2 separate regions of the Mus musculus genome follow, and region 1 is linked to region 2. Evidence: chromatin loops called from intact Hi-C (ENCODE). Cell type or tissue: left cerebral cortex. All regions are shown on one strand. Links, peaks and the distances in the headings refer to the core of each region. The heading gives the core; the rest is flanking DNA. Region 1 overlaps Rin3 (Ras and Rab interactor 3). Region 2 holds the start of Gm25203 (a small nucleolar RNA gene).

What was found. Hi-C counts contacts between places; a loop is a spot of excess contacts. Peaks named below come from ENCODE experiments on the same cell type or tissue, not always from the same donor. Only the 100,000 strongest peaks of a DNase experiment are listed, where the experiment ranks them.
Region 1: it touches region 2 in a loop (2.1-fold over the local background); 2 of 42 quality-filtered maps call a loop at or near these places.

The regions. Positions count from the first base shown.
Region 1 is chr12:102,301,779-102,306,163 of GRCm38, forward strand. All of the region lies in intron 1 of Rin3 (Ras and Rab interactor 3), which reads left to right. Among named protein-coding and RNA genes, the nearest start is that of Rin3, 21 kb to the left of the region's middle. In left cerebral cortex, for the core only: no CTCF peak of the experiment used is centred there; DNase peaks (open chromatin) are centred at 776, 1,108, 1,481, 2,261 and 2 more places; H3K27ac peaks cover 246 bases.
Region 2 is chr12:102,253,010-102,257,394 of GRCm38, forward strand. Slc24a4 (solute carrier family 24 (sodium/potassium/calcium exchanger), member 4) reads left to right here. Exons shown (of 17, transcript NM_001362345.1): 13 at 1,501-1,667. It overlaps Gm25203 (a small nucleolar RNA gene), which reads right to left and starts at 678; the gene lies at 464-678. It also overlaps the pseudogene Rnu3b-ps3. In left cerebral cortex, for the core only: a CTCF peak has its summit at 2,166 (motif pointing right); a DNase peak (open chromatin) is centred at 2,959.

The DNA of each region.
Region 1 (4,385 bases), core at 138-4,137, 49 kb after region 2:
GCTGTGATCCAGACCTGTAAATCAGATAAACCATTTCCTCCCCCAAGTTAGTTTTGGTCAGCGTTTTCTCATAGCAATAGAGAGCAAACAAGAGCACAGCCTAAACACCAGGCAACACAGAACACAGCCCTTCTTCATACTGATGGTCAAGAAGTGGTATAATCACTGAGACCCATGGGAGTAGACAGTCTTATCCAAGACTCAGGGCGTAGTCATGATGTAGGGTGAGCCTGGCCAGGTCAAACATGAGCAGGGAGGGCTAGAACCTGTGATCCAGAAGAAGTTCTAGAGGAAGATACAAAGACTCAAGTCATGAGGTGGGGTCTGGTGAGTGGGTATATGGTGAGTAGGTGTCTAGGGCACAGAGGTGATGGAGCAGCCAAGGATGGAGACAGACAGAGGGTGTGCCACTGTGAACAGGTTAGAGCATCTGAGAAACTAAGCTTGGGGATGGCCTACTGTAGAGCTGCCATCAGAACAGCCATAACACTGAAGCCAGTGCCTCTGTGGCCTCCGTGGGGCCTGTATGGAAGTGAGTGTGGGTCTAGAGGGAAGGCTGGAACCCTTGGTACGTTCAGTAAGGTAGGGCTGAAAATTGGGCTGTGGCTCACTTAGGAGAGACAAAGACCTCTGCAGGCAGACACAGAAAGCGGGAAGGCTTCTGACTTGCCAGACCCCTTGATGTGGGCTGTGACGTATGACCTGAGGTGACCTGGTCTGCTCTCGTTATTTCCGGCAACCGGAAGACCTGCTTGAGCTGACTTCCCCTCTGAGAGGCTGTGGGCAGCCTGCAGAACTGGCCAGTGGTTGGCAAAACTGTGCAGGTCCTACCTTACCATGCAAGGCTTTCAGTGTTTGGGGGGACGGGCCTGATCCTGGAAGCCACAAGCGCCTGTGGATACTGGTCTGGACCGTGAACAGTCATTCTACCCTGGATATGGGCTGCAGGTGTCTGTGGAACATTGGTGAGGGTTTTAAATCCAGCCACTTCTCCATCTCACAGGCCCCTAAGCTCTGATTTAGCTCCTGCTGCCCAGCAGCCTGGGCCAGACCAGAAAAGAGGCAGCAGCTGGGGCTACATTGTGCACACTCAGTAGGAAGGGTCTGGCAGAAGAGATGAAGCTGGCCTGGCCTCCTGCCTTTTCTGGGCTGTCTTCTGGGGCAGGGCCAGCCCCTCTAGAAAGAGAAGCCTTCAGAGGTCCACAGCCAAGGGTCAGCTAAGTTGCAGAGACATGGGATTCCAAGAGCTGGGAGGAACCTCAGTCCTTGGCCTAAGTCATGTAGAGCATCAGGCACAGCTGTTCTCCCATGTGGAACACCCCCACAGACATCACTAATTGATCCACATTCTTGCTCTGGTGCCCTCAATTTAATGTTAGTCTGAGTACTGTCAACAGCTGGGGTTCATGTGGGGAAATTCAACCTACGAGCCTGAGGTTGAGCCCAACCGTCTCCTTTTCCTGAAGAAGCTTTTCCTGAAGCGAGAAGTGAGATGCCTGGTCCACAGTCAGACACCATGCCTGGGGCCACGCCTGCTGTGCCAACAACAGCATCTGTTATGAACCACTCCACTCATGAGTCCTTGTCTCCTATCATTTCTACAACGTAACTCCACCCGCAAACAAGCTAGTTTGCTACAATGTCTCCAATTATTGATGCTCTATAGAAAACTGATGCTTGCTACCTTAGAACTTGTTTTATTTTGTTTGTGTCCCCCTGGCTGTCCTGGAACTTACTCTGTAGAGAAGGCTGGCCTCAAAGTCACAGAGATCTGCCAGCATCTGCCTCCCGAGTGCTGGGACAAGAGGAGTGTGCCCCACCCCAGGCCCCCAGATACCCTAGGTCTTGTTAATAGGAACTGACTGGATAGGTAGAATGCAGTCTGTCCATATAAAGCAATGCCATCTGTCAATAAGAAACAAAAGGTTGATACAGAAGCCCTGAAAGACTACTAGTCACCATGGTAATGCCGGTGAACCTCGTGAATGTTACGCAGGGTGGAAGAAACTAAACAGTGCCCAGGTTCCCTTACAGGAAATACCTAGAAGAGGAGTCTGTGAAGAGAGTAAACAGATGAGTGGGACTGGGGGCCCGGGGGGATGGGGGATGGGGACTGACTGGTGGCCAAAATGTCCCAAGACTAGTGGTGATGGCTGCACGACTGTGACAATCTTAGAAACCATTGTGTTAAGACACTTTAAGAACTATTTTAAAAGTGACTGCTTGGTCAGCATATTTCTAGAGGTGGTGTGTGCCAGCACTCGGCTCGGCGTCTGTTGTCTGTCTGGAAAAAATAGCCGGCAGATGTTCCTGTGAGTGCTGCAAGCTGTAGGGACTGCTCAGCCTGGGTGGGACAGAATCCCTGGGAGGGAGGTCGACATTCTGTCATGGCAGAGTTGAGGAGGGATGTTAGGGGGAAGGGGTTGTCAACCACAGCCTTGCAAAGTACAGAAAAAGCAAGAGTCTCTTGGTGAATCCTAGACCTCACCAACTGGTAAAAGTGTCTGGCTAGCAAAACCTGATCTCATCATTGCCTCCTTGGCACTGGGATTATCCCTGCACGTTGGCATCCCCAGTTCAGATCCTCAGCACAGCAAGCACTTTATCCACTGAGCCATCTCCCCAGTCCTAGCCCCACCCTCTCTCTTCTAGAGGGCTTACTTCCCCGTCCTGCCTGTTGTCACTTCAGCCTTGCCTCTGTCCTGAGACTGGTCTGAGGCCTCCATCTCTTAGAACAGGTGCCATTTGCTCTGAACGGAGCACTGGACTGTGTTGTCTGCTTTAGCTCTTGCCTCAATGCTAAGGCAAATGGTATGGTCTCCCTGTTTTACTGAGGACAAGAGGCTCACAGGGTAGGGTGGCCCCGGAATAAAGCTCTATCCCTTCCTGGGACTGCAGCCTGTCTTTGCTATTGTGGGCATCCTAAGTCGGGGCTTTCAGATCTGATGGCTGTCACTATCAGCTGCTGTTCTTTGCCCCAAGTTCTATAGCGGCACAAGAAAGAGGAACATTTCCCAATGGTCTTCTTAGGGTTTCTGCCATGGTGCCCTTGAGATGGCTGCCCAAGCTGCTCCCTAAAAGTGCCCTGGACCCCAAGTCTACCTGAAGGATGGTCTCGTTCTCCTTCTTCATATGGATGTGCAGGCTTCTGACCTAACTTCAAAGCTCTGAGGATGCAAAGCACAGCTGTCATGTCATCTGTTGGGAAATGGCTAATTGCTGCTGAGACTGAGCTGCCCGGGGAGGTAGTGAGCTCCTGACCCCAGAGGTCTAATATCAGATGGGGTGAAGGGGCTGTACTGGCAGAAGGAACCAGCTTGGGTTCCTCAGACTACCTTCCCCCAACACCTCAGAGAAGCAGTGTAAGCATATGGGCTCTCTGTTTTTTCAAACAAATGTACTGAGCACGGGGCTGATGAGATAGCTCAGCAGGTAAAGCGCTTGCTGCCAAGCCTGACAGCCTGACTTTGATCCCTACGACCCACGTGATAAAAGGAAAGAACCAACTGGACTCCCACAGGTTGTCCTCTGACCTCCACACTGTTGTAGCACATGGGCTCCCCCTCCACACCCGTACACAATGTCATTTAAAAACGAAAAATATTCCAAGCCCAGAGAAACCTACAGGAAACTCGGCAATGCCTTGTGTAGCTGCAACCCAGCTTGTGACATCCACTATATGGCACATTGGCCTTGGGTCTTTGTTTTTCGGTAAGTCTTAGAAGTCTGGTCAAAGGTTCCCTTATCCCTGCCAGGATGCACTCAGGGAGCACCCTCACCCACATGGGTAAGCTGTGTCCACAGAGCAAATGCACAGCTGTTCTGAATGTCTTAGGAGTGAGCATAGATGCAGTATGTTTATTGCTCTGCGTATTCTGGTGGTTTTGTTTGTTTGATTTTAGGACTTTCTCTTTGGGCTCCATTCCAGACTCCCAGGGTAGCTGCAAGAACAGAACAAAGAATTCTTATGGCAGCTCCTCTCTCATCAACGTGAACACTGTGTCTCATGTGTCTCCCTCCTCCTCCTCCTCCCTTCTTCTTTCTCCCTGACTCAGTAGAACAGAGTTTCAGGCTTTGTGGTTTTTGTTTTTTTGTTTGGTTGGTTGGTTGGGTTTTGTTCCGTGTTGTTTTTTCCTTATGGTCCTCAATGACTTCTCCTCAGAGCTGAGGACTTATGTCCCTTTTGCCTCTGCCCCTGGGGTGAATAAGCAATGAATAGCAATGCTGTCTTTAGGGTTTTGAGAGTTTCTGCAGTGGCTGATATCAGTGCCTTGTAACAGCTGTGGCAGCCAAGGGTTGACTGCCCAAAAGCTTATCTGACCATTTCTTAGGGATGGACACTGGGCAGGGGAGGTGTGTGTGTGTGTGTGTGTGTGTGTGTGTAT
Region 2 (4,385 bases), core at 104-4,103:
AATTCTGATTCCATTCCTTTGAGGTTGGCAAGTGCACTCTGACTGATGTCAGTCCTTCTAACCTCAGTGGGTCTGGTTCTACAGCCTCACACTCAGTCTGTTCTGGAGAACTGTCTGTGTGTGTTCTTCAGAGGATCGTGAATACTTCGTTTCTGAAATATTTGAGGGCCAGTGAGATGGCTCATAAGACAATGGCTCTTGCTGCCAAGCCTGATGTCTTGAGTTCAATCACCCAGACCCACATGGTGGAAGGAGAGAACCAACTCCCACAAGTTTTCCTCTGACCTGCACAAGCCAGCATCATGATGCAGACCCCCATCCATTCACCCACACAAAATAAATACATACAGAACTGTGTGTGTGTAATGCAATATTTTATTTTGTCATCTGTGTGTGTGTTTGTGAGAGTGGGTGTGCATGTGTTCTATGGAGGTTTAGAGGACATTTTTTTCTTTTTTTTTTTTCCACTCAGACTGCGTTCTCTCCCTCTCACCCTCCTGAAGGAGGGAAGAACGATCATCAATGGCAAGAGGCAGCTGCAATCAAGCAGCACCTAGAACCGGCTTCACACTTAGGAGGGGACGCTACATCTCGTCCTCGTGGTTTCGGGTGCTCTACACAGTCAGAGAAACCTTTCTAGTAACGAACTATAGAAATGATCCCTGAAAGTATAGTCCTGAGGACATTTTTTTTAAGTAACTTACTTTTATCTTATGTACATTAGTGTTTTGCCTGCATGTATGTCTGTACGAGGGTGTTGAATCCACTGAAACAGGTTACAGTTGTGAGTTCCATGGTGGTGCTGGAAGAGCAGCCAGTGCTAACTGTTGAGCTGTCTCTCCAGCCCCTAGAGGACAATGCTTAGAAGTCAGTCATACAGTGAAACAGTGGGACTTTTACCTACAAAACCATCTTGCCAGCCCCAGTACTTGCCCTTCTTATATACACACACTAACACTCCCCGTCAGCTTTTGGGGTCTTGAATGTGAGTTGTAGGTGTTGTGTCTTCCTCCTTGGTGCTGGGCCACACACCTGGTGCTTCCCACACACCAGGTCACATCATTCTTGCACCAACCAAGATGAAAAGATGAAGACAGCAAGGTGCAAAGTGCTCAACGCCATGCCTGCTACTCTCCCTGGGTTCATTATTACACTGCCATTGTCCTAGCTTGACCCTTATCCCCGGAAGAGGTGATGGAATTGTTCCAGGCTGCCTGATACCAGAGCTGATATCCCCTGCCCCCTCCCCGTTCCCCTGTACTGGCGCCATCCCTGCTGTTGGTTCACCTTCCTTATCTGGTCATTTTAAGGATTACAATGGACTAAAGTTTTGGGTGATCCTGATTCTTCCAAGTGACTTGATGAGGACAATTCTTTGGCCTCAGCAGCTTAAAGTCATACCAAGGTTAACTTGAAACAGTAGAGCAAGGGTAGACTAGCAGCCGTGTAACCCAATGTCTTTCTCTCCCACTCCCTGTTCTACCCCACACCCCCTTGCAGAGGCAAAAGGCGACAAGGCTAAGTGGGTGTTCACGTGGCCCCTCATCTTCCTCCTGTGTGTCACCATCCCCAACTGCAGCAAGCCCCGCTGGGAGAAGTTCTTCATGGTCACCTTCATCACGGCCACTCTGTGGATTGCCGTGTTCTCCTACCTCATGGTGTGGCTGGTGAGTGATGGGAGCCCCTGCCTAGTGTCTTCCAAGCTGAGGTCCCACCTGAGGGCAAGCACCGGCCTTGCTGACCTCAACCTCTTTCTCATAGAGTGTGGTATTAACAGAGCACTAACATTTCCTGCTGTGTGCCCAAGGGTAGACCCTGTTCTTTGTTCCCTCTGAGGTGGGAATGGGCACTGGGAGGGGAGACATGCAAGAGACTGCTCTGGGGTTGGGGGATGAACAAAGTAACCGGCCCCTCATTTCTAGGGTCATCAGAAGAATATAAAGGAAGGAAATGATATCAGTGAGAGGTAGCCAGAACTCTCTGTCAAAAAGCTGCCCCTTTCTGTGTGCCAAGCACACAGCACAATTTTGTAGAAGCCCAGTTTTAGCCTGATAGCAGACCCATGAAATAAGTACTTTTAGCATCCCCATTTTACTGATAGAGAAACTGAGGCATGGAGAACTCACAGTTGTATGAATAGCTGGGGAGAGTTGAAAACTAGTGCAGGTTTCCAGCAGGGGGCCTAGGAGCAACTAGAGAGGACAGGGCTGGATTTCCATTCATTGGGAAGGGCATCTATCTGTCAGATGCTTGCAGAACATTAAGTCATTTCCTTTGCTTCCTAACACAGAGGCCCACAGGAGGGAAGGTGAGCAGGGCTTGTGAGGCAGTGGGGCCAGGAGAAGTTCTCTGTGGGCACAAGAGCCCCTTACCCTTTACCCTAGAGCAGTGCTCCCAACCTTCCTAATGTTGCAGCCCTTTAATATAGTTCCTCTCGTTGTGGTGACCCCAACCATAAAATTACTTTTGTTACTACTCCATAACTGTTATTCTGCTATTGTTGTGAATCTTAATGTAAATATCTGATATGCCACCCCTGTAAATGGGTCATTTGACCCCCCCAAAGGGCCGAACCACCCCCCCCCCCAGGTTGAGAACCACTGTATAGGAAGAATGCAGGTTAGCAGGAAGGATGGGCTGTGGGGAGCCACACAGGGCCTTGCATATGCTAGGCAAGTACTGGATCACTGAGCCACAAACCCTGCCCAAGAGAATAGATTTGAAGCCTAGCTCTACCTCTTAAGACCATTCAAACTGAGCAGGTGACTCACTGACCCAACTCCTGGAGCCAAGCAGAGCCCCTCTGTGAAGTTGGGGTGACCACCACTGCCTTTTAAGGCCATTGGCCTATTGTTAGGCACCCTGCTCCCCACGAAGCCACCACCTCATTTCCCTTCTCCCCAACCCTGTGTGTGCAGAACATAGCTGTTAGGATCCTGAATAGCACATGGAATGTTTTTTGTGGTTTTTTTTTTTTTTTTTTTTTTGGCGGGGGCGGGGGGAGGCTTGTTTTTCTGTGTTGGGAAAAGAGCTTGATGTAGTTTCTACCCACATCCCTAGAAAAAGACACCTCTCAAAAACGATAACTGTGCCTTGAAATAACTGAATCTCGTCTCTCATTTCCCTCAGTAGAATGAGTGTAGCCATCTTTATGTTTTAAAGGGACCGGGTGATGTTTCTTACTAAACCATGTTCCCAAAACATGACAAGTTAAAAAAAAAAAAAAGAGTATGTTGCGACATTTGAGTAGGGATGGGGATTAAAGATTTTGTGAGATTCTTCTCTTATTACGGAAAATGGGGTCAGTAGCTCTCAGTGGCAATGAGCTGGGACACTCCCACCTCCAGTATCTTCATTTACAAATCCGGCTTTTGTTTAGAAGACCAGACTCCTAGCCCAGGTTAGACTGGGGGCATGAGAGACACCCTGCTAGGCCAGTCTGACCTGTGGGAGGGCTTTGAATGTTGATGGCCTTGGTTTAGAACTGTCCTGGGGGTAAGAGTGTGTAAGAAGAGAGTGTCTCTGAGCTCACTTTGACTCTAAGGTGTGCCTTCTCTGGTGGTCCATGCTTATGGATAATGTCCTAATGAGGCTCCAGGGAGAAGTGAAGCACAACTGGGGACACTGGAGAACAAAGAGAAGCTCGGAACACAGCTCTGCTTCCTGTTTAAAGTCTGCACGTCTGGAGGCTTGGAGTACAGGCCTTGAGTCCAGGGTAGAAAAAGACCCATGTGATATCCCTGACCCCTGACCCTGGAGCATATGGGCATACACACAAATTGTGTGGATTATCTATTCCTCCACCCTGCTCCTTCTTAGCCATATGGTTCAGTAGTTATAAAAGGAGAGACAGTTCTAGGAACTCCATGGTAGCTTGATGTCTTAATTAGGGTTTCACTGCTGTGAACAGACACCATGACCAAGGCAAGTCTTATAAAGGGCAATATTTAATTGGGGCTGGCTTAAAGGTACAGAGGTTCAGTCCATTATCATCAGGGCAGGAACATGGCAGCATCTAAGCTGGCATGGTGCAGGGAGCTGAGAGTTCTACGTCTTCATCTGAAGGCTGCTAGTAGAAGACTGACTTCCAGACATCTAGGGTGAGGATCTTAAAGCCCACTCTCACAGTGACATATCTACTCCAACAAGTAGATATGTCACACCTCTAAATAGTGCCACTCCCTGGGCCAAGCATATACAAACCGTCACACTCGGTTACTACTCTTAAGATGTCTAGAATCACCTAGATTCTTCAAAACTCATCATCACAGCTAGTGGCTTGTGTGGACTTGATCATGATAGATCGGTTGTTCCTGTCCCTGTATCCCATCCCCTTCCAAGGCCAGGGCATGTTAGAAGTGTGTATTGTCTCATAAAATGGGGTG